2 separate regions of the Homo sapiens genome follow, and region 1 is linked to region 2. The links are chromatin loops, found by intact Hi-C in ENCODE. Cell type or tissue: heart right ventricle. All regions are shown on one strand. Links, peaks and the distances in the headings refer to the core of each region. The heading gives the core; the rest is flanking DNA.

Evidence for each region. A loop is a pair of places that touch in the nucleus more often than their neighbours do. Peaks named below come from ENCODE experiments on the same cell type or tissue, not always from the same donor. Only the 100,000 strongest peaks of a DNase experiment are listed, where the experiment ranks them.
Region 1: a loop joins it to region 2, with 2.5 times the contacts of the local background. A loop is called at or near these places in 3 of 110 quality-filtered maps.

Annotation. Positions count from the first base shown.
Region 1 is chr4:165,831,921-165,843,734 of GRCh38, forward strand. No RefSeq gene overlaps it. Among named protein-coding and RNA genes, the nearest start is that of TLL1, 35 kb to the right of the region's middle. In heart right ventricle, for the core only: no CTCF peak of the experiment used is centred there; no DNase peak of the experiment used is centred there; H3K27ac peaks cover 2,786 bases.
Region 2 is chr4:165,762,015-165,773,828 of GRCh38, forward strand. It overlaps LINC01179 (long intergenic non-protein coding RNA 1179), which reads left to right. Exons shown (of 6, transcript NR_121676.1): 6 at 1-764. Among named protein-coding and RNA genes, the nearest start is that of LINC01179, 83 kb to the left of the region's middle. In heart right ventricle, for the core only: no CTCF peak of the experiment used is centred there; no DNase peak of the experiment used is centred there; H3K27ac peaks cover 464 bases.

The DNA of each region.
Region 1 (11,814 bases), core at 2,311-10,310, 71 kb after region 2:
TGGTGTACAGATTATTTTGTCACCCAGGTAATGAGCGTAAGTAGTTTTTCAACCCTCACCTTCCTCCCATCCTCCACCCTCAAGTAGGCCCCGGTGTCTATTTTTCTTTCTTTGAGTCCATGTGCACTCAATGTTTAGCTCCCACTTGTGAATGAGAACATCCAGTATTTGATTTTCTGTTCCTGAGTTAATACACTTAGGATAAGCAAATTTCCATGTTGCTGCAAAGGACGTGATTTTGATCTTTTTTTATGGCTGTGTAGTATTCCACTGTGTTGTAACTATCTTTTAGCATTTATCTTGTGCAATAGTATTACAGTAAACCATACATAACTAATTTCATTAAAACAAGTTGGCCAGGTGCTGTGGCTCACGCCTGTAATCCCAGCACTTTGGGAGGCCAAGGCAGTCGGATCATGAGGTCAGGAGTTCAAGACATGCCTGGCCAAGATGGTGAAACCCCGTTTCTACTAAAAATACAAAAATTAGCTGGGCATGGTGGCAGATGCCTGTAATCCCAGCTACTTGGGAGGCTGAGGCAGGGAATTACTTGAACCAGGGAGGCGGAGGTTGCAGTGAGCCAAGATCGTGCCATTGCACTCCAGTCTGGGTGATAGAGTGAGACTCCATCTCAAAAAGAAAAAAAAAAAAGTTATTCCATTCATCTTAACCAATTGTTTTCTATTACCTTGCATACTCCTTTATGAGAAAGAACTCAATGATTATTAAACTGAATTTTCTAAAGATGAAATAGATGTTGCTTGTGAGGTTCTAGTGCTAAAAGTATAGAGGGCAATCCTGGTTTCTTGTCTTGGTTGTCATTCATTCATTCTTCCAGCAAATATTTATCAAGTGCTTGCATGCCACTTTGTGAAGCAATAGGGATACAAGAATCAATAAAATAGATGTGGTCACTCCTTTTATGGAGCAACCCTCTCTGGATTTACAGATTTTATAGGATTTCAGTTTCTTTATCTATAAAATAAAAAGTTTATACAATTTCAAAGGCTACTTCCAATTTGAAAATTATGAAGACTCACAAGCAGGACACACTTTGTAAGATTAAATATCTATATTAGAGACATGAACTAAGTTATGCATTATACAGAGTTTTATATTATATGTATGTTTTTTCACACATACCATGTCATAAAACATGGTAATTATAAAACTTGGAGTTTGGGGGGTGGAAAACTCACTTGCTATTTAGGTGTGGTAGTCAAAGACATTATCAGACATTTCCTACATCTTTTTGAGGTTTTGGATAAAAATGCTACCCTTCCTTTTAGGAATCAAGAATTTAGATGATGTTCAAAGATGGGGAAATTTGCATATTATCCTTTTTTGTTGTTGTTGGGTGTCTGTATTCTTTCTAGTCATCAGGTCAACTTCACTATCATGTTAAAGTCCTTTTCTGGTATGTATTTTACAAATAGCACTGGGAACGTTTCTGGTAGAAAATAGGGTAATGTTCTTGATATAGTGGGATCTGATTTAGCTCTTAAATCACTTATTTCAAGTAGAAGTTACATGTCACCAAGTCTTCAACTGAGGAGACTTTGTAAATTTTCTTCACGCTTTCTTTTTTTTAATTTTTTACTATACTTTAAGTTCTAGGGTACGTATGCACAACCTGCAGGTTTGTTACATATGTATACATGTGCCATGTTGGTGTGCTGCACCCACTAACTCATCATTTCTTTTACAGGTGACAGTGTCTACCACCTTGGATGTGGTTAGAAATACCCTGCAGCAATGAGATTTTCTTTAGCCACTTAATCTTGCTGTGTAATATAATGACAGTTAATCCTTTTAAATCTTTTAAAACACTTTACAATGGGAAGACACAATGCATTTCTAGCTATGTGTTAATGCTGATTTCCCCATTGTTCAAAAACCTTTAGATGACTTCAATACATTAAAAATGAATAAAATTATTATTTTGAGAGCCCGTATTCTTAGAACTAGGCAAGATGAAGAATGAAGATCCAGAAATGTGATATCATGATTATTTTATATTGGAGGAATGTCTTTGGGGAGAGCTAACTTTGCTTTTGATTGGGTAATCTGGACATAGCTTATTCTCGGTGGAAGTGATGTAAAGTAGCTAAAGAAAAAAAGTGAAAAGGGTAAAATGGAAGAATTACTTAAAATCAAAATAAGATCAAGATAATAATTACATTGTTATCAGTTAAATATAGTACTTACACTATTAGGAGAAATGACCAGACTGAATGAAGGGTGAATATAGGTTTATTCAGATGTGAATGTGCTGTCCAGGCCCACTATCCCATCGCAATTCAGTAAAATCATACTCTCAAAGGAGAGTGATTTGTTATATTTGTGAACAGGTGGCAGCTTCATCTATTCAGAGACCAATTATGTAAAGCAGCATGAGAATAACCAGGGTGCCAATGTTGGCAGAGAGAGAGGGAGGGAGAGAGAAGAGAACAAATCTGTCACATGTTACAAAAGCAATAGTGATTTAACTCTTGAACAAGGAAGATTCTTGAAAATAGAACCAGTGAAATAATTCCCTGCACAAGTGTCTATCATGTGAAATCCCTCTGAGTACCCGGTAGTGATACTATTAGTGCAGGTAGTAGGAATGAAGCTTACCTCCATTATATTTCAATGATATTTTGCTTTAAAGTATGTTACTGGAACTCATTTTGAAGAATGCTGACCCTTAATATATTAGACTAGGTGTTAAAATTAGGAAAATACTAACAGATCAGAGCCCTGACTGCGTTGTACCTTCCTTATTTAGGGTTAAAACATAGTTCATCAGTAGCCCACCAAAGCTACTATTTATATGCGAATGTATCTGCTTAATAAATATTCACCATTTATGTATGTATTTATTTATTTATTTATTTATTTATTTGAGACAGGGTCTGTGTCAACCAGGCTGGAGTGCAGTGGCTCAATCCTAGCTTGCTGCAGCTTCAAACTCCTGGGCCGAAGTGATCCTCCTGTCTCAGCCTCCTGAGTAGCTGGGACTACAGGTGCACATGCCACCACACTCAGCTAAATTTTATATTTTTTTTGTGGAGACAGAAGTCTCACTATTGTTCAGACTTGTCTCAAACTCCCGGTATCAGGAGATTCTCCTGCCTTGGCCTCTGGAAGTGTTGGGATCACAGACGTGAGCCGTCACACTCAGCCAAATTTGCTTATTGAATTAATTACTTATCTCCTGGAAAAGTTGGGAGAAGAGCCGCTAGAGAAATAAGGAACAAGTTTAGTTTAATGTGTAGATGGTACAATTATCAGAAAAGATGCTGGGAGATTGAGGAATTCCTAGGAAATAGGTGCAGGGTGAACAAATGAGACTTTGAGTGAAGCTGCCTTCAGTTAGAGGAAGAAGTCAACTGTTTCCCAGAGTCAACAATGACTGGATCTGCACACAACTAAAAAAAATCTTTCTATATTTTTTCTTGGTAAAGGCTGTTTATATTAAACTTTGTACGTTTTGGTGGGGAATTAATTTATTTCATTGTCTAATAATTTTCCCACAAGCCCAAAGCTGAGATGATGAAAAGCTACTATTATTTGTTAAGCCTGGAAATGACTTAAAGAATGGTAAACAAGTTAGAATTGTAAAGGTATTTAGATAATTGAGCTTTGACCTAACTTTTTTTTTTTCTAGTTGCAAAGCTTTCCTTCAGGAAGCAAAAATATGAGCAATGATCAAAACACTGTTTGTTGTGAATGTTGGGTAAATAATGAAGTTTCTCCATTTTGAAGAAAGTATTTATTTCAATATTTGTCTGGGATTCAAATTCTCTACTAAATATATTGGTTTCATACAGTCAGCATCACTGGATTTTGGCCAACATGACATGACCACATAGGATATTTAAAATGTATCAGGAATCCTTCTGTTTGAGTTCATCTTGACTTTGCTGTGATGTTGTGTGTAATCATGAGCTTCTAGGTTTGGGAAAAAAATTGAGTTTCTCATGGAAAATTTTTTGTGACGTGAGCGCTATAATTGCAAACTTCTCTGATGACAAATAGTTTCTTCTGGCATTTGGGAATGAGGTACAGCTGAGTCTGGGAATAAACATCCAGGTGCACCTATCTAAACACGTCATTAGCCTGCCTGAGAAGTCTTCAGGGTGATCTGCATTAACTGAGTGTCTTTCTGTTGTAGCTAGTGTTGACTAGCTCCTTAAGGTCTTACGTGTCTTTAAGCTTAGGTTGATGGCCCCTGGTTAAATCTCCTTTACTATATAGATGTTTACACATCGTTTAGATTATGGCCTACATTCAAGTTTAATTTGCCTGTCTCTGAATGAATCAAAATTTCTAACTATATTTGGCTTACATTTAGATGTATTTTTTGTAACTTCTGTTGTCTCAGCTTCATGTTTGCTTTTCCACGATGCTTACCAGAAGTCTCCCCATGTGGTTGTTTCTACATAATTCGGGATAAATCCCTAAGATCTATTAGAGATATAGCAGAGGAAATGTACAGAATTGAGAATGTGAGAATAGAATGTTTTTCAGTTTTTAGAAGTTAGATTAGTCAGATAGGAATGATTAAAACAGCCTTTTTAATCTGCCTACAAAATTAGTTGGAGTGGAAAGCAAGCTAAAAACCTTTGGGGTTTGTAATATCTGTTAATTTAGTATTATTTATAAATTTAATTAAAGTGCTGCTTACCTTTTTAGGCAGATTTAAATACAATTAGGCTGTTCTCATCCCTCTGACAGCACCTAATTATCCCCTCATTTTTCATTACCTATTATTAAGCCTGCACTCCAGTTGTTTTTACCCATCGTTGATGGTTTAGACAATATGCCTTCTTTTTTTCAAGTCTTTTTTATCTTTCCATTATGTTCCATTTCAAATAATTCATCTTTAGTTACATATGCCAATCTCCAGTCTACCAGTTTGTTAATATGCAGACCACGAATTCATTTGAATTCTGTGCATACTAGAAAACTATTCTAATGCAAAAAACAAACAAACAAAAAAACCAGCAGCAAATACCTGTTATAAATATGTTTTGTTTGTCTATTTACTTATTTTGAGACAGTGTTTCGCTCTTGTTGCCCAGGCTGGAGTGCAATGACACGGTCTCGGCTCATTGCAACCTCCGCCTCCTGGGTTCAAGTGATTCTCCTGCTTGAGTAGCTGGGACTACAGGCGTCCACCACCACGCCCAGCTAATTTTTTTGTATTTTTAGTAGAGACAGGGGACAGGGTTTCACCGTGTTAGAAAGGATGGTCTCGATCCCCTGACCTCGTGATCTGCCCGCCTCGGCCTCCCAAAGTGCTGGGATTACAGGCTTGAGCCACTGCGCCCGTCCCAAACTGTCTTAATGTCTCATGAAATACAATCAAGACCTCTGTACAGCTCAGGTTAGGTTGTCTAGCTGGAGTCTGTGACAGGCATGAACATTTAGATTTAACATACTCTCTTTTGTAAATACAAAGAATGACAATGAGTATGTTGGTAAGAGAAAACTTTGCTAGGGATTTAAACATATTCAGGATTGCATGGATAATATTATATATGCTAACCCTTTTATCTTGTCAAGTAAGTTTTGTGCATATACAAATAACATTTTCCCATCATTCTATACATGAAAAGTATCTCTTTTCTTATACTATGGATACCCTTCCCTATAAAAATTAATTGCATGGAGAATCCAAAACAGTCTTTTTCAACTTATTAGACAACAATGGAATATAAAAAGACATATATTACGGCATTTTTATCAGGAATAAAGGACAATTTCCACAAAGTAAAACAACAATTTTTCTCAAGCTGAGGAATCTCATTTATCAAAGAACCAAGGATCTAGTGAGCCATGAACTAAACATATCAATGTCTGAAAATTCAGTAACTAGATCTATTTTAAAAATTACATAGTTAAAAAAATTACATTCTAGATGATATCCAGGATTTTTAAGCATACTATGATTTCTTACAGATCTGAACTATAGCTCACTTTCAAATTCAGTCTCATCTTCAAGTTGCCCTCCAAACACAAAATTTAACTGAACTCCATTACCCATTCATTTCTCATAATTATTTATAGCTGCAGATATGGGAGAGCACACATTTCCAATGTCTGCATTTCCACAATTTATACTTAGCCTCCTCTCCAACTTTTCATTTTTCTTTATTTTCCTTTTTTTTTTAAACAGAGTCTCACTCTGTCACCAGGCTGGAGTGAGTGCAGTGGCATGATCTCAGCTCACTGTAACCTCTGCCTCCCGGGTTCAAGGGATTCTCCTGCCTCAGCCTCCTGAGTAGCTGGGACTACACTACTAATATAATTTTTGTATATTTAGTAGAGATGGGGTTTCACCATGTTGGCCAGGATGGTCTCAATCTCTTGACCTCATGATCCGCCTGCTTCTGCCTCACAAAGTGCTGGGATTACAGGAGGGAGCCACCACGCCCAGCCCATTTTTCTTTTTTAACAGCAACAACTATAATAACAATACCCCTCCATTATGGGAAAACATATACATATTGTGATATGGTATATATGTCTGTGGGGTACACACACACAGTGTCCTAAGATGTTTCTATTCATGAGCTTTTTTTGTGTATATATATTTCTTGCCCTTTTTTCACCAGACATCTAAAACTCTCAGAAAGTGAAAGACTGATTTAACAAATTATTTTATTTACTGCACACTAGAGCTCCATCTCATAATTAAACACACTTTCAGTTCATTGAAATGAGACAATGCCTTTACTCAGTCTGGAGAGGATATACTATCATGGAAAGCAGCCAGTTGATTCTGCCAGAGAATTCTAACTCCACAGTCATTGGAAATTTCTCACATAGAGATACCAGTATCCCTGGTAAGGACAATGATGACCTGGCTTAAAAAAAAATGCTAGCTGTGATTGGTCAGATTTGGAATATATCAAGCTGTTTACAAATTGTTCTACTAATATATCTTCCATGAGTATAATTGGGAAGGAAGTTACGCAGGCTAATAGAAGTTTCCAGGATTTCCCTGTTCTCCTTTGTTTGGCCTTTGCCTCCATATTTATTATTTTTTTAGTTGCTCTGACTCCTGCCTAAGACTTTTTTTAAATGTAATTGAAAATTCTCAATGTGAAAATCTTGGATTGTTAGATTTGCTTCTAATTCCCTTTTTTAATTTACTTCTCTGTGTCAAGATAAAATGAAATTATACATAATTGTATTTATGAAGTCTTTTATATTTTATTTTCTCACCCTAGGATTTACCTCCATTCTTCTTTCTGTAGTTTAAGATGATTACACCCTTTTATTTTCCACAATCTCTCCCTTTTCTAGGCCAAAAGAACGATGCTTTTTCTTAAGTTGTTCATGAAATAATCACCCGTTCTTTACTATCATTATATTAATAACAATAATTTCTATTTTTGCATCACTTAATATATATGAAGCTAAATGTTTTGTGTTACTTCCTTCAACCTCCAAAGTAACCCTTTCATGTGGACGCCGTTTTAAGATGGCAACACTGAGGCACAGAGCATAAGCCATCCACCCCACATTTTTGGTTGCTCTCCAATTCACCTATTCGTTGGTTCGATTTTTGCCAAAGCTCTCTTTTAAACAATGATTCTCTACCTCTGCAGCTGTCTGGGGCTCCTTTCCTTTGCTGGCTGTCCTCTATCTTTTTCCTGCACTGACTTTTCCTGACATGATTCTGTAGTTATGCTTAGTTCCTTCCAAATCCCCTTTCCACTTAACTGATGAGGTGCGTGTGTGTGTGTTTTGTTTTGTTTTGTTTTTCATCTCATACATCCTCAGCATTATCTGGGTATCCACACTAAATCTGGAAGTACACAAGGCCCCATTTACAGGTGTGTTATTAGATCACAAGATAACTGGAAGCTGGGAAATTAGTCATAATGAGTGTTTCTGTCAGTAGAGGGCAGGAAAGCATGTTCCCTCCGTCATGATCAAGTTGATTACGACCGCCTGGAATTCTTGCTGGGACACAAGGCAAAAACAACAAATCATTATTTGATTCATCCTTTTGGCCAATTAGAGTTGTGTTCCACTGAAAATGTTTGTTATATATGAGTCTTCCCTCTTGTTTGGTAAATGGTGGGAATAGGGTGAAGAGAGGGGAAGTAAGTTCATTTTGTTGTCTTTCCCTTCCTCCAAACCTGGTGTGAAATTCCACTTGGCATAGTCTCTAAAGTTTGGCCCGAGTAGCACACACAATGATACATAGTGTATACAGGAAGCAAAATTCAACAGAGCACCTTTGGCTACCACCCATGCTTATACAAAAGAGGAAATGGGCCATTATCCCACTCTCTACTTGCTGAACTTTGGCTACCATTGCTGTGAGGACAATATTTATCCTCATCTCACTTCATTCAAACTACTGTATTGTTTTCAAGACACAGTGAGAGGCAACAGGAACAAGACCCAAGCAAAACAAAAACCTTACCTACCACAGCCAGACAGCAAGTAAGACTAAGAGAAAATAACTTTACTAAATCAGGTATACTTAAACCTTGCTGGCATTTGGAGACAAGGTAGTTTATAACACAGGAGTGGATAAACCACCAAGATTTACTTCCTCAAGGCATTTAAAGTTTCTCACATCCTAGGATTTATAAAGGGAAAGGACATTAGGAGTTGTCTAATTATTAGACAGTTTATCGATTTTACAGATGTTCAGAATACAGAAGTACAGAAATTCAGATTCAAAAGGATAAAATCCATTACTCAGTGCTAGGAGCTAACAAGAGACAGAAGCAAGACCTGGACCAGGGTCTCTGGATGCTGAGACTAACATCGTTCACACATCTTCCATGCTTCCATATTGCTCTCCAGAGTAAGTGACAGGCAGTCTGAGTAGCTACAGGATGTAGTCACCTTTTGCTTATCCACATTTAACATATCCCATTAGTAAATTTTCTACCACAAAATTCTAATCCTGTGCTAATCTCCATGATGGGGCGCACATCATACCACCTCCAACCCCAACTAACATTATTTCATTGTAACAAAATATTATAATTAATATACTCTTTCAGCAGAAATACAGAAGGATTATTTCTGTCTGGAGGAAATTGAGGGAGCTCTCATGGAGTCTTTAGCTCAGGATTCAAGAAGAGAGGAAGTTTAACAGAATAAGAAAGAAGGGAAACATGAACTGAGTCAATATTTTGTGTGCTTAAAGTCTAGGACGATGGCCAGCCCATTGTAGGTGTTAATTAGAAAAAGGCAAGGTTGTAAAAAACTACCTTACTGGAGGAAGGGAAGAAAGGGGGAGAAATACAGACAGAGATAGGATTACTAAAGGGGGTGGAGGGAGAGAGAACATATGAGAGAGAGAGAAAGAAAAGAGAGAGGGGTGAAGAAAGAGGAGGAGGAGGAGGAGATGCAAGGGAGAAGAGAGGGAGGGGGAGGTCACTGAAGAGAGAAGACAAGAGAAACAACAAAAAATCCAGAATGTTGTGGCAGAGGGAAAAAGCAGCTATTTCAATCATTGGTGACAGAATCACTCTTAGTGAGAAAACCGTATGGTTTATTAGTATATTTGTGTATTATCAAACATTTTGTTGGGTTACTTCAGTGTGAAATTATTGACTCTGTGAGACTAGTTTCTAGAAGGAGCTGGCATAACAGTATATTCAAAAGTAGGTATAGTTACACTGCCTTAAAAAGAGAGAAAAAAATCACAAGAGGTATTAGACAAGAAAAAATATCTTAGAGGAATCCAAAGTTTAATTTATATGATAAAGTCAATGGAGAACTGAGCAATGACAAAAAAATAGTATTGCAGTGACATTTCAGTTCTGTTTATATGTCTAACAATATTATAAAATGCAGCAATAACAATGACATCAAATTAGTATTATTTAAATTCCCATATAACCAAAGACACTCAATCATATTTAGCTCACATCTAGGATTAGAAGGCAGAAAAACGTCATTCACATACTGAATGCTTGTACTATTGAATCACAACTATAGTGTCTCATGTGCCTATGAGCAGCAAACAGTTGTTTCCGTGGGATTGTACAATACGGCATGATATGCAGGACTTTTAAAATCCATCATAATAAATTCTAACAGAAGCTCTTTGAATTTAAAACACTGTGTGCAAATAACCTTCTCTGTAACTCTTAGTTTATTTAACCACAAAATGAAGATTATAATGCTTACACGTTGCTTTTCTGAGAACTAAATCAAGTAAATTATGGGAAGCATCTTGTGCAATTCCTGGTATACACAGGGTATGTTCAAGTGTTTCCTCTTGCCTGTCTAATCTAAAAACTGATATTCATTTTTTTCCTATATGGAGAAAAACATAATACAAAAGACTCATGAAATTGTTACCTAGTAAATGTAGGCTGGAGAAGTATTCTTCAATCTTTAAGAAAATACAATCGTATCTAGTATTAAAAAAATCAATGCCAAACATCCAGCTAACTTGGTGCTGCATAAATCCTCAGGTTATTTTTCTGAATGATCCCATAGTCATTGGGCACTAATGCAATTTTCTTTGTGACTAAGAAATTTTGCCCTTGAATTAATGCACCTAATCAGTGTAAGCAACTGCCAGGAGGGACAAACATAAGCAAATGTAAAGCCGGCAAAGTACCTGGTAACCCGATGTCGTAGCTTACCTCTCTTTCCAAATGAAATAGATTCTAAATACACGGGCTTATATTGGCCTATTGCTCATTCTTTGTAAAATCGTGAGCAAGAAAGCACTAAAAATAGATTCAGATCCTATGTAGGAGGTTTCTCTGTTAAATGGATATTTCACAAAATGTTGGCTCCTCCCCATCTCTACTCCCCACCAAAAAAATAAAAAAATAAAAAGAATAAGAAAGCCTCCTCTGCTAATATTTACCTGAGTTTTTTTTTCTGACTATTAATTCAGCTTAGGTGAATGGAATGGATCATCAGCAGGTTAATGTCACACAAGGGCACTCTAGATCTCTGAATACACTTCCATCACTGTCAAGGAATAATAAATGCCCTCATGGAAAGTGACATTTTTGCTGTCTTGACTGTTTTTATTCTAAACTCAATTGTCTGAAGGACAGAAAAAGATTGTCTGATTTCTCACTATGGGAGAACATGTAATGTTAAATATTTTATTGACAATTTTGTAGATTACATTTCTGGTTAGTTACCATTCTAAGAGAAACTAAACTCATAATACCATGTGTGTCCATTGGATCAAGACCCCTGTAAAATTCATACCTCTTTTTATTTGTGTAAAGGTTTATAATGAAAAATCAATAATGGTAACAATAACCATATTGAAAATGCTATACAACTAACCTAATAGGTTTTCTCCTCTGTATTTTTTCAAGTGTGAGTGATAGTGAAATAGTGTGTATGTGTTCAAATGCCTTGGTTTAGGCTTACTAAGCCTCCTCTAAACAAATAAGGTTGGAAAATGAGAGCCACGATAAATGTGAAAGAAAAAATGAAAGTTATTATTGATGGGATAGAGGAATTCAAAATATACCTTTTGGATCACGGTTTGACTTCCTGTTATCATTCTCAGAACTACTTAGATAAAGAAACACAGTCTTCCACATCTCACATAGCATATGCCTCACTGCAAACCAGGACTAAACACCTTCTCTGTTAGAACCATTCAACTCGGAACCAATTAGTTCACTTTTTCTCCCAGAAGCAATACACCTCTATTATGGGAAAGCTCCACTCTTGTTAGCATGATGTCTGCGCCACTTACAGCGTTCATGCTGGTCTCCAGCACCTTCTGCACCTCCGAGTTCCCTTTCCTAGTGCCGCACTATCCAGGATTACCCAATAAGTAAACTGTGCTATGCCAGGAGC
Region 2 (11,814 bases), core at 1,405-9,404:
TATTGCTAACTATTCTATAAGACTTCTGGGTATTTACAGGACTGTCTTGTGTAATTATTAATAGGGCACTTTACCCAATTCAGCCAAAATTCCTAAGGAGAATCATTGACTTAGAAAAACCACATCTGATTGAATTGAGCACGCCAAGAATGAGGAGAGATGGTGTCTCCTTTCACAAGGGTATCTGGACAGAGCTTAAAGTGTCAATCTAATTATAAACTGTTATTCTCCTATTATGGAAAAACCCTGTAATTGGATACTAGAAAATTCTCTGTAAAACCTTGTCCCTCAGGCAAGGCTTAATACTGGTCTCAGAAGCCCAGTTAAGTATGTTTTAAAAAATTGGTTATCCTTAAAAATACTGAAGGGAAATACTTCCCATTAATGCAGTTGTCATTGGATGGTAACATAATAGGTAATATATATTTTTTTCTTTTTTAAAAGTCTTTTATTCAAAATTTTTCTTAAGAGGAAGAATTGTTATAAAAACAATGTATTTCTTAAGTATAAGAAAACATTTCTACAAAAAGTAGAAATTTTAGATAAGTAAAAATAAAATGAATTATACATAATTAATTACACCATTGCATGTTAAAAATCTGCTATATTTTCCAAATTGTTCTAATGTAAGGATATTCATAAATTGTGTGAGTCTGTATAAAAGATGGAATCATATTCTTCATGTTGCTTTCTATTCTGTTGTGCTTTTCACTTACAAGAATACTGTGAATATACTTCACTATGAATAAATGCACATGTATGTCACATTTTGCAATATATTTACTGTTATTAACATAATATATTTTTTAACCATTCCCTTCTTATTGGATATTTAGGTGGGTTCCACTTTATAGCTATCATAGCTCTAAATTTATACATTTTTTTCTCACTTCTCTTATTAGTCTCTCAGGACAAATTCCAAGAGTGGAATTTCTAGGTCACATTTAAAACTCTGAGTTTTTAAATGTGTATTGACTAATTGCCCTCCAGTAAAGTTGCTGCAAATTATTCTTCTACCAGCAGTGTCTTAGAGTTACTGTTTCCTTAGAGACATGCAATGTTCTTTATTGTCTTTGTCAGTAAGTCAAGCTAAACAAATATTTAAGCTTTATTGTTTATTTCTTTGATAACTGCTTCATGTGCTCTTGTCATTTGTGCATCTTCTGTGAATTGCCTGTTTTTGTCTTTTGCCCATTTTATTTATTGAATTGCTTTTTTAAAAACTGATTTGTTCATGCCTGTAATCCCAACACTTTGGGACTCCAAGGCAGATGGATCACGAGGTCAAGAGATCGAGACCATCCTGGTCAGTGTGGTGAAATCCCGTCTCTACTAAAAATACAAAACTTAGCTAGGTGTGGTGATGCCCACCTGTAGTCCCAGCTGCTCAGGAGGCTGAGGCAGGAGAATCGCTTGAACCAGGGAGGCAGATGTTGCAGTGAGCCGAGATCACGCCACTGCACTCCAGCCTGGTGACAGAGTGAGACTCAGTCTCAAAAAAAACAAAAAACAGCAAAAAAAAAACCCTGATTTGTAAGAGTTCTTTATCTTCAAATATTTTTAATATGTTTCAAAAGCTTTTACACCAGCTGATGAATTAATTATATTGAAATTCCTATTCATGTTTATTCCACACATTACATTTTAAAGGAGAAATCAAAGGCATATCCAGTCCTGGAGTGGACTCAATGTCTAAGCAGAGACAAGGGTAACTTGGCACCAACGTTACAGGAAAAGACAGTGCTGGGCTCATGAGAGACTCTCAGGAAGAAATGCCAAGAATTCAATCTGGGCGAGAACTATTCTCTTGGGCACAGTGAAAAGTTTTCTCCTAACCATAGTTTCTTCATGAAACAAAACTAAAGATTAATATCAAACTTCACAGTGTATCCTTCCCAGTTCCTCTCTGCCTGGTTAGGCTTATTCATCCCTTAGATCTCAGCTCAAGCACCATTTCCTCAAGGAAGTTTTCCCTGACCTTGCCTACTAGGTCAAACCTCCTTTTTATGTTCCTGAGACAGTGTAGTTTTTTGCAGTACTTCTCACCGTTGTGATTTTACATCTATTTACCTGATTGTTTGATTCATACCGCTCTCATTTATTTGAATGGATTCTCCCTGAGGGCAGAAACTGTCTGTTTTTGCAACTCTTCATCTCTCAGCCTGCCACAAAGGAAATGAATGACAAAGATTCGTTAGATAAATTGTATGTGAAAATGCACTTTAATTATAATTAATATCCAAAAAGAGTGAGTTCAGCCATTCTACATGAATACTTTTGACATTATCATGAAGTGCTAATTTGAAGAGCCACTTCCGATACTATCACACAGAAAAATCTAAACTCAGGAGATCATAATTTAACAGCAAAATCAACACTCTATTGCCCCAAGTGAACAGAACACATTTTTCCACCTAAAATTCTCGGCAAACAAGTTCGGTTTAAATAGACCTTTCCATGAAATCCCTCATTATATAACTTTTTAAAATGCCATTGGTTTGATCCATAGGGACATAAAAATTAAAAGAAAAAATCCTGTGTACCTGTGCAGTCCAATACAATAGCCACTAGCACCTGTGACTACTGGGCAGTTGAAAGGTTGTTAGTCCAAATGGAGATATGCTGTACTTATAAGATATACACCAGATTTCAAAGACTTATTATGAAAAAAATGAATAATGTCTCATTATTTTAAAATATATATGTTTAAATAACACTGTTTTGGATTTATTTTTTATTTTTTGTTTTTGAGATGGAGTCTCGCTCTATCACCCAGGCTGGAAGGCTGGAGTGCACTGGTGAGATCTCGGCTCACTGCAAGCTCTGCCTCCTGGGTTCACGCCATTCTCCTGCCTCAGCCTCCCAAGTAGCTGGGACTACAGGCGCCCGCCACCACACCAGGCTAATTTTTTTGTATTTTTAGTAGAGATGGGGTTTCACCGTGTTAGCCAGGATGGTCTCAATCTCCTGACCTCATGATCCACCTGCCTCGGCCTCCCAAAGTGCTGGGATTACAGGTGTGAGCCATGACGCCCGGCCCTATTTTGGATTTATTGAGTTAAATAAAGTATATCATTAAGATTAATTCTGCCTGTTTCTTTTGACCTTTTTATTGTTTCTAGGAGAAAATTTACAGTTAATATTTGACTCACATTATATTTCCATTGGGTAATGCAGCTCTTTGGTCTAACTCAGATGGAAAAACCCCTACCTTGTTACAATTTGTTTTACACCACACTCACCTATTGAAAACTGGGAAAGCTGCCAAAGAGATATTTGAGTAACAGCAATCTGTTACAAGAATCTGAGTAAGAAAACTTACTCAATGGGAGTCCTCAAGTCTCCACAGCATTCATTTTCTCTTATTTCTACCCATAATTTAACACATTCATTTATTAACTTTCTAAAGTCAAAGAAAGAAACGAGAAATGTTGAGAAAGGTGACCAATAGCTTGCACACTTCTATCTGAGGATTCAGACTCTTAATCCTTCACATTTTATTAGATGGCAACCTTGATAACAAGATAATACAAATACTATGGAAAGATAGAACAACAAATCTAAGCTGTTGGGGCCTGCATAGTGTGCATAGTTCAGGAACAAGCGGGCTTTTGAATGTAGTTCAGAATAGTCATTGATGTTAGAAAGAGTTAAGTGATTGATCATAGGACATACTTCATTTAACAAAACAGGATAGTGACATTATATCAGAGGAAGAGTTCTATCCAAAGTGGTGAAAATAAAATATTGAAATTCAGTAATTTTGTTTACTAAGAGTAGCTTATTCTCCCAAGGTAAAGGGGAAAATAGGGATAGATGGAGAGAGGTAATAGCAGATAAGAAGAGGGTTTTGCTCTGGTTAGTCAAGGCTTTATTATTAAAGGAGCTCCCCTGAAAAATTAGGCCTCTTTTATTTACAACATATGCATTTTTAGGTCAAGCATATGTTAGATTAACACAGTGCTGTAAAATAATGCCTTCATATTGATAGCAGCTATTGCAACACACTTATTAGTAGGAAAATGTTCTGCCCTGCCCCCTGAGTCAAATACCATCTTCCGTGGGCTTTTGTGACAAGATCTTAATGGAGCCTTTGGATTATTATACACTTTGGCCTAAGCAAGTGAATGACCGCTAGGTCTGTTCACTGACTTCAAATCACATGTTATCAGTGAAACCTTCACTGCTGGGTTTCCTTTCATTGTATCTCCAGGCTGACCGTTTCCTGTCAATGTCCTTAGAACGGAGAATATACTGAAAACTAGGGTCAGCCACTCAGCCGCTAGCGCTGCACTCTGGCTTTGGAAGATAAAGTCATTTTTATTTTGTTTTGTTTCAAAATATTATTTTTTTCTTTTTTTTTTAAACCCAACATTAGATTTTTCTGTGATTTGTTTCTTGTTAAAAATCAGCAAGGTACATTTTAAACAATATATAGCATTGTCTAAAGATTTATCAATAAAAAAATTAATTTCTTATTGTGCACGTTATGCCTTATTCAAGAATTTGCATGCTCTGTCCAGCATACAGTCTTTGAGGCTGCACAGAGTAGAGGCAACTAAAATTCGAATATGAGCCTTGTAATATGATAACTCATGAAAAGCTACTAATTTATGTGTGATGATTAGTTAATGGAAACTGACTAATTTTTTTTAAGTCCAAAGTGTATTTATTATAACTATAATGCAATATCTTTCAGACTTTGTGTTCATAAGCTTGTTTTTTTCTTTCTTATTTGTCTTTTATTTTTGAAAACATAACTGAGTTATTATTTTGAGCACGTTGGGGGAAAATAAGCATATCAATAAATAAAAGAAGGTAAACAAATCCCAAGACATAAATATCAAGAAAGGAAGACATTAACTGTCCCAGGTCGGGAGAGAACAGTTAGCACAGCTGCTTGGAAGTGTGACGATCATCCTCACCCTTCAGGCTCATCACATTATTAGAATTATTTAACGGTCAAGGTGTGAAGGAGTAGGATAACCAGCTCTCAGTAATTAGCACTATACAACCTGTTTTGATTGGAATGACAGAAGGAAGTAGAAGCTTCTTCGACATGGGGGGAAATGGGATGAAGTAGGCAGCAGCAGAAATAAGTAACTGCTTATTTCTGAAAAGCTTTGTTATTGTGGTGTTGTCATTGCTACCACTTAAGTGAGCTCCAGACCATGTTTCCTGCTCCACGAGGAGAGAGCTGTTCTCATGAGCAAGGAAATCAACTGATAGCAGCAAAAAATTAAAAAAACAAAATCTAGAAAAAGGATCCAGTCATTTTATGCAGTCACATAGTAAAGAATATCCTTAATCAACAGCTCCAAATTAATTGGCAATAGGCAAAATCACAGTACTGGATTTGAACACGGGTAGGTTAACATAATTTTGACAGGTGCAAGAAAGGGCTCTCCACAGAGAGACAGTGCCTGGGCTGGGCTCTCTGAACAAGCCTAACCCAGGGAAACTGTACTATAATATAAAAAGAAAAGAGAACAACTCACACGCAGTGGCGGTCTGAAGAAAACATTTCCTACTTTCCGTTTGAGTTCAGAATAAGCCCCGATCAGGACTAAGATAGGAGAGAAAATTGATCAGTTGCGTTGTTGTCCTCAAATTAGTTTTCATATGATTATTTTGTCTTTTTTGTTTATTTAATGTTTGGTTGGCTGATGTTTTAAATGGAGCAAGTTATTCTATTTCCTTACTGATTGAATGTCAGTTGAACTACTTTTGGCTTCTAGATGGAAATTTCTGATTCTCTTGCAATTATCCACACTAGTGTGATTTTTCTTTCTCTTTGGAAGTTCCAGGGTCCCTGACTCTCTGTTATATGCACTCCAGGGACAGATGGCAGAGGAAGACACCACCTGTCTGACAAAAGACATTACCTGGCTGGTGCTCTGAGTGTCATGCTGAGTAGAGTAGCCATCACTGAGAAACGCTCAGTTGTTATTTAATTGTACATTCAGGCACCTAATTTTATTTAGTTTTGCCTTTAATCACTTATATTTTTTAATTTGCCTTACATTTTAAAATTTGATGTATATGTCTCTGCAAACTGTCAACTCCTGGAAGACAGAGACAGTGTCATGCTTCTTTCAGAACCTATAAATAACAAAAAACACAAGAGAATTAAATAAATATTTGATAAATTACATTCAACACTGGACTGTAATCTTCATGAAGGCAAGTGTTGTGACCATTTTGTTCACGGTGATATTTCTAATGCTTACAATTATTCTTGGTCCATTGCTAAGTGCTTCACGAATATTTGTTTAATAGATGAATAAATAACGTTTTCAAATTGTAAGTTTTATTTTCAACTGAGGTTGAGGTTGCGGTGAGGAGAAAGAAGAGTGGAAGAGGGACATTTCCTGTTCCTGGATCACATGAGGGCCATCTTTTCACAGTTGGTTTTCTCTACCTTATTGGTCTATGATCAAAAATAAGGGCAGATCCAGGAAGCTTGCATGAGATCTAGCTGTTTCTAAATCCTCAGAGCTGGGATGTATGCCACCACTCACTGCCCCATTCCCAATTACCAATTATTTCATCAAAGGATGGACTTGGGCTAAACATCTCCCTTTGTTTTGGTTAGGAGGATCCGCTTATATTTTCTGGTTGAGTAATATTGTCCTTTATGAAATATAAAATGTGCAATTTTGATCATTTTACACTTTCAGCATGAAGAAAAAAATATCCTGTCTCTGTAACATTCTTTGCAAGGATATTTACTGCTCATGAGTACATAAGGACTTAGATTCATACACAAGGCACACAGGTTTCACCCACAATTTGTTAGTTCTACTATTTCCACATATATTTTATCTGATCTTATTTTCACACATATTAGATTAGAGATCAAAATCAAGTGTCATGCCTTAGACATTTTTATATCTCCTGCCTGGAACAACATGTGTTCATTAGTATTTGTTAAATGTGTGAATGAATGAATGGTCATTTTATTTTCTCTTACTATTACCATAATTTCCTTACCCCTTCAGAGGAGTTGCTATTTTTCTGAAAATATGCATTTCTCCTCTGATTCATATTCATGTCTTGTATTTTAAGACTTCATGCTGAGAAATTCTAATTGCCTATATCATAATGTTGATTTGGCTACTCAGAATTTTCTTAACCTTGGTTTGTTACAGCAAGTTCCCAGCATTCCCCTCAAGTTCCCAGATTCATGATTGCCTCATTAAAATCAGAACAAAATATAGAGAGGACATTTTACATAGACCCCTTGTTTGGATTTATTTATTTTTTCAATTTTTCCTCTCTTTACCAACTAGTACTTGGAAACAAGTACTGTAGCTAGAAAGTTGAAAAAAAAAAAGCAAGCTGTTGAATGGTTATTTCAAATTACAATTTGACTTTTCCTGGAGATAAAAGTGAAAAAGAAAAAAACCTTAGTCTGACTGTGATCACCTAATATACTTAGAAATATATTTAGGAATTCATTTAGAAAATACAAATAAAAATAATGAATATTGACGCATTAAAAAAATAAATGGCCTTAACCTCTGAGTTTACAACTTAGGTCTCTTATCACAATTATTTTTTGTTACCAGAAAGATAACATTTTAAATAACTGTGCCCTTTAAAACATTTATATTGTTTTTCTTCACAGTAGTTAAGATAAGGTAGTGCAGGAGTTCTCCCTAATTTTTAGAAGTAATTAGAACCAATTAATTGATTTGGGAAGTTCTCAACAAGGTACTATTATTCTGATTCTAGTACTTTTCCCTCTAAGACTCCTAGACCCTCCTATGAAATTCTTGGAACTTTTTTTTCAGAAACCTTATACTTTCCATCCTAATCTACAAATCTAACTTTTGGAGGTAGTTTTTGAATACACTCCTTTCTGTTTTCCAGTTATAACAATAGGAGATGAAATAATTCAGCTTGGAATAAAAACACTGAGAACTTTCACAGAATTGCCACATAGGTGAAACTTGACCTTGGTGCCATTCCTAGACTTGTCCCTTCCATCTGGCCCCCATCCTCTAGATCTATTTCAAGCCAAAAGGCCTCATTCTCTGAGCTGGTTCTTAAGTGGCATGGAAAAGATGCTGGCTGGTAACTTAAATTGTATCATCCTTAGTATCATTTTGTATCAGAAAATTTATAGACCATATCCTTGAAAATTCAGAATAAATGACTGTTCATCATGGAATTTAGCGGGGCAATATTGCAAGCATCCTGCAATGACCACCTGCCCCAGATCCTCAGAACAAATACTTTAGGAAGTATTGGGCAGGTGACACAGTTGTCTTAAGCTTTCAGTTATAAGAAATACAAGTTCTGGGAATCTAATTTACAGCATGGTGACTACACTTACTATCCTGAGTATTTGAAATTTCTAAGAGAGTAGATCTTAAGCATTCTCACACACGCAACAGGTAACTGTGAGGTGATGAATGTGATAAAACTTATTGTGGTAATCATTTCTCTCTCTATATATATGTACATGGAGATCAAATCATTACATCGTACACATTTATTTATTTATTAATTTTTGAGACGGAGTGTCACTCTGTCTCCCAAGCTGGAGTGCAGTGGCATGATCTTGGCTCACTGCAACCTCTGTCTCCTGGATTCAAGTGATTCTCTTGCTTCAGCCTCCAGAGTAGCTGGGATTACAGGCGTGAACCACCACACTTGGCTAATTTTTGTATTTTTTGTGGAGATGAGATTTCACCATGTTGGCCAGGCTGGTCTAGAACTCCTGACCTCAAGTGATTCAACTGCCTTGGCCTCCCAAAGTCCTGGGATTACAGGCGTGAGCCACCACACCTGGCCCTGTACACTTGAAATACACATTTTTATTTGTCAACTATACTTCAATAAAACTGGAAAAAAATTTTTTTCACAGGAGTCACAACGTACAGGGACAACAACAACAAAACACCAAAAATCCTGCAAATTGCTTGCAAATACTTCTCAGGATCTTCACTGGGTGGTTTTGTGTATATATAGGAAAAGGGTGGATGGGTGATAAGGAAAGCAAGAATGAGGAAAGGACTTGGTGGTATTTGTATCCATCTACAGAAAGAAGTCAGCTATCAGACTCCGGAAACCCAAACAATTTTCTGATGAAGGAGAGGCGTGGTATGACAATTGGCCCTGACCTCTGCACAAGCGATCACCAAGATTCACTGATTCTGCAGCTGTAGAATCAACTCCCAGACTAAGTTATCTAAGAATGAAACCTCAAATCTTCCACACTAAAATCACCTTTAAAAACATAAGCTCTTTAAAAAAAATAATAAGAGGTAACTTTTCTAAAATATTTTGTATAAATATTTTATAATTTGTGTGTGTGTATGCACATTTGTAGATTTTTAATTTGTAGGTACTCTTTATTTGCATTTTTTCACAAAAAAGCCTTCCTCTAATATTTATAAATAAATAAATATAGTAAAGAAAAACGGTTATCAGTATGAACAATAAATACAATTTTTATGCAACTTAACTTTAAAGTATCTAATCTTTGGAATTCTGGGTTGTAATGTGGAGAAATAATGACATCTGATTTGCCTTCCCTGTCATTCCATAAAATATTCTTGAAACCCAAAAAAGAGAAATAGTGACTCAACATTATTTTTATTCCCTCAGTTTAAAATTCTTCTTTAGGCTCCATTTAATCAGCTCTTACCACTTTCGTCTTTTAACTTTTTTCTTTCTTTCTTTTTTGAAATAGGGTCTTGCCCTGTTTCCCAAGGTGGAGTGCAGTGGTGTGATCACAGCTCACTAGGCTCAAACCCGTAGCCTTGAGCAATCCCCTCATCTCAGCCTCCTGAGTAGCTAGGACTACAGGTGTGCCCCATCACACCTGGCTAATTTTTAAATTTTTTTAATGGAGAAATGGGATCTCTCTATGTTGCCCAGGCTGGTCTCAAACTCCTAGTCTCAAGCAATCTTCCAGCCTAGGCCTCCCAAAGTACTGGGATTACACGCATGAGCTACCTACCATGCCCAGCCTTCTTCTTTTCCATTATTTTCACAATATTTTGTAAGTCCAAAAAATACATGTGAAATAGATTTGATTTACAAGGCATATTGACAAAACGAACCAGCACATATCCAATACTCTACACTCTGTTCCTATCCGTTTTCCCTGCCCCACCTTCTAGGTATAGCCATTATTCTGAATGTTTGACATCGTCCCTACCAATTTTAGTTGTATTACATGTGTGTACAGCCCTGAATACCATATTGTGTATTCTTCCATTATTTAAAAATGTTGTTACACAGCCTTCTGGAATTTACTTTTTCACTCAACATCATATCTTTGAGAGTCATCGTTGTTGTATGTAACTGACTTACAATGATTTGTTGTATGCATATACCGTAATTTATTTATCCATTCTGCTACTGGTAGATATTTGAGATCACTCAGGTTTTTGATACTTGAACTGATTATGTGAATAATCTTTTATTTCTGATGCACATATACAAAACTGTCTCTAAAGTAAGTCCCTGGAGGAATTGTGGAGTTATAGTTTATCAACACTTTTTTTTTTTTTTTTTTTTTTTTGAGACGGCGTCTGGCTCTGTCACCCAGGCTGGAGTGGAGTGGCGCGGTTTCGGCTCACTGCAGCCTCTGCCGCCAGGGTTCAAGCGATTCTCCTGCCTCAGCCTCCTGAGTAGCTGGGACTACAGGCCTGTGCCACCACGCCCAGCTTGTTGACCAGGCTGGTCTTGAACTGCTGACCTCAAGTAATCCACCCGCCTCGGCCTCCCAAAGTACTGGATTACTGGCGTGAGCCACCGTGCCCGGCCTGAACACTTTCAATTTTAGTGGGAAGTCTTCTCTTTTTTTTCCTAAATCTGTTGCTTTTATATCTTCACCAATACTTGGTATTATTAAACTTCTTGATTTTTGTCTGTCTAGGGAAATGAAATAAAATATCATTCTGCTATTAATTTGCATTTTCCTGATTATTAATGATGTTAGATACCTTTTCACTATTCTTGTTTCCTCTTTGGGGAAATGCCTGTAGTTATTTTCTTCCTATTTTTTTTTCTATGGCATTATCTGCATTTTACTGATTTATAGAAAATCAGTACATTTATAAATTACTCGTATATTCTGTATACTGTTTATTGGTAGTGTGTTGTAAATAAATTCTTACGGATTGTGGCTTGTTTTTTCACTTCACTTATGCTGTCTTTCAGTGAATACAAAGTATTAAAATAGTGTGGATTATCAGTCTTTACTTTTGTAGTAAGGTTTTTTGTGTTCTTGAGAAATTCTTCACTACTCTGAGAAGACTGGATTTTCCCACGACCATGTTTTCCTTCTTTTTTTTTCTCTAAAAGTTTTAAGTTTGATTTTCACAAATTCTTAATCTATCAGGAAATGATTTTCACATGTGTGGTGAGATAGGGATCCAATTTTATTTTTTCCACATGGACACTCAACTGTCCCTGTTTACTGAATAGCCTCCCTTTCCAGTTATTAAATAGTATCCTTATCCCATATAATACATGTCCAAATAATCATGGATCTGATTCTGGGTCATCTATTGTTTCACTGACCAATTTATCTATCACTGTGCCACCCCACAGCTTCCAACTTACTAGAGCTTTAAGTAAAACAGAATAGTTACAAGGCAGGTCCTCCCACCTTATTCTTCTTTCAGGAATGTTTTTTTGTTTCCTTGGCTATTTGCTTTTCACTTAAATTATATAATCACTTGCTATAGTCTACAAAAAGCTCTAGGGACTTTGATGAGAATTACATTAAATGGATAGATAAATTTAAGTGAGAATTAAAACTGTGATACCATGTTCCCATACAATAAAATT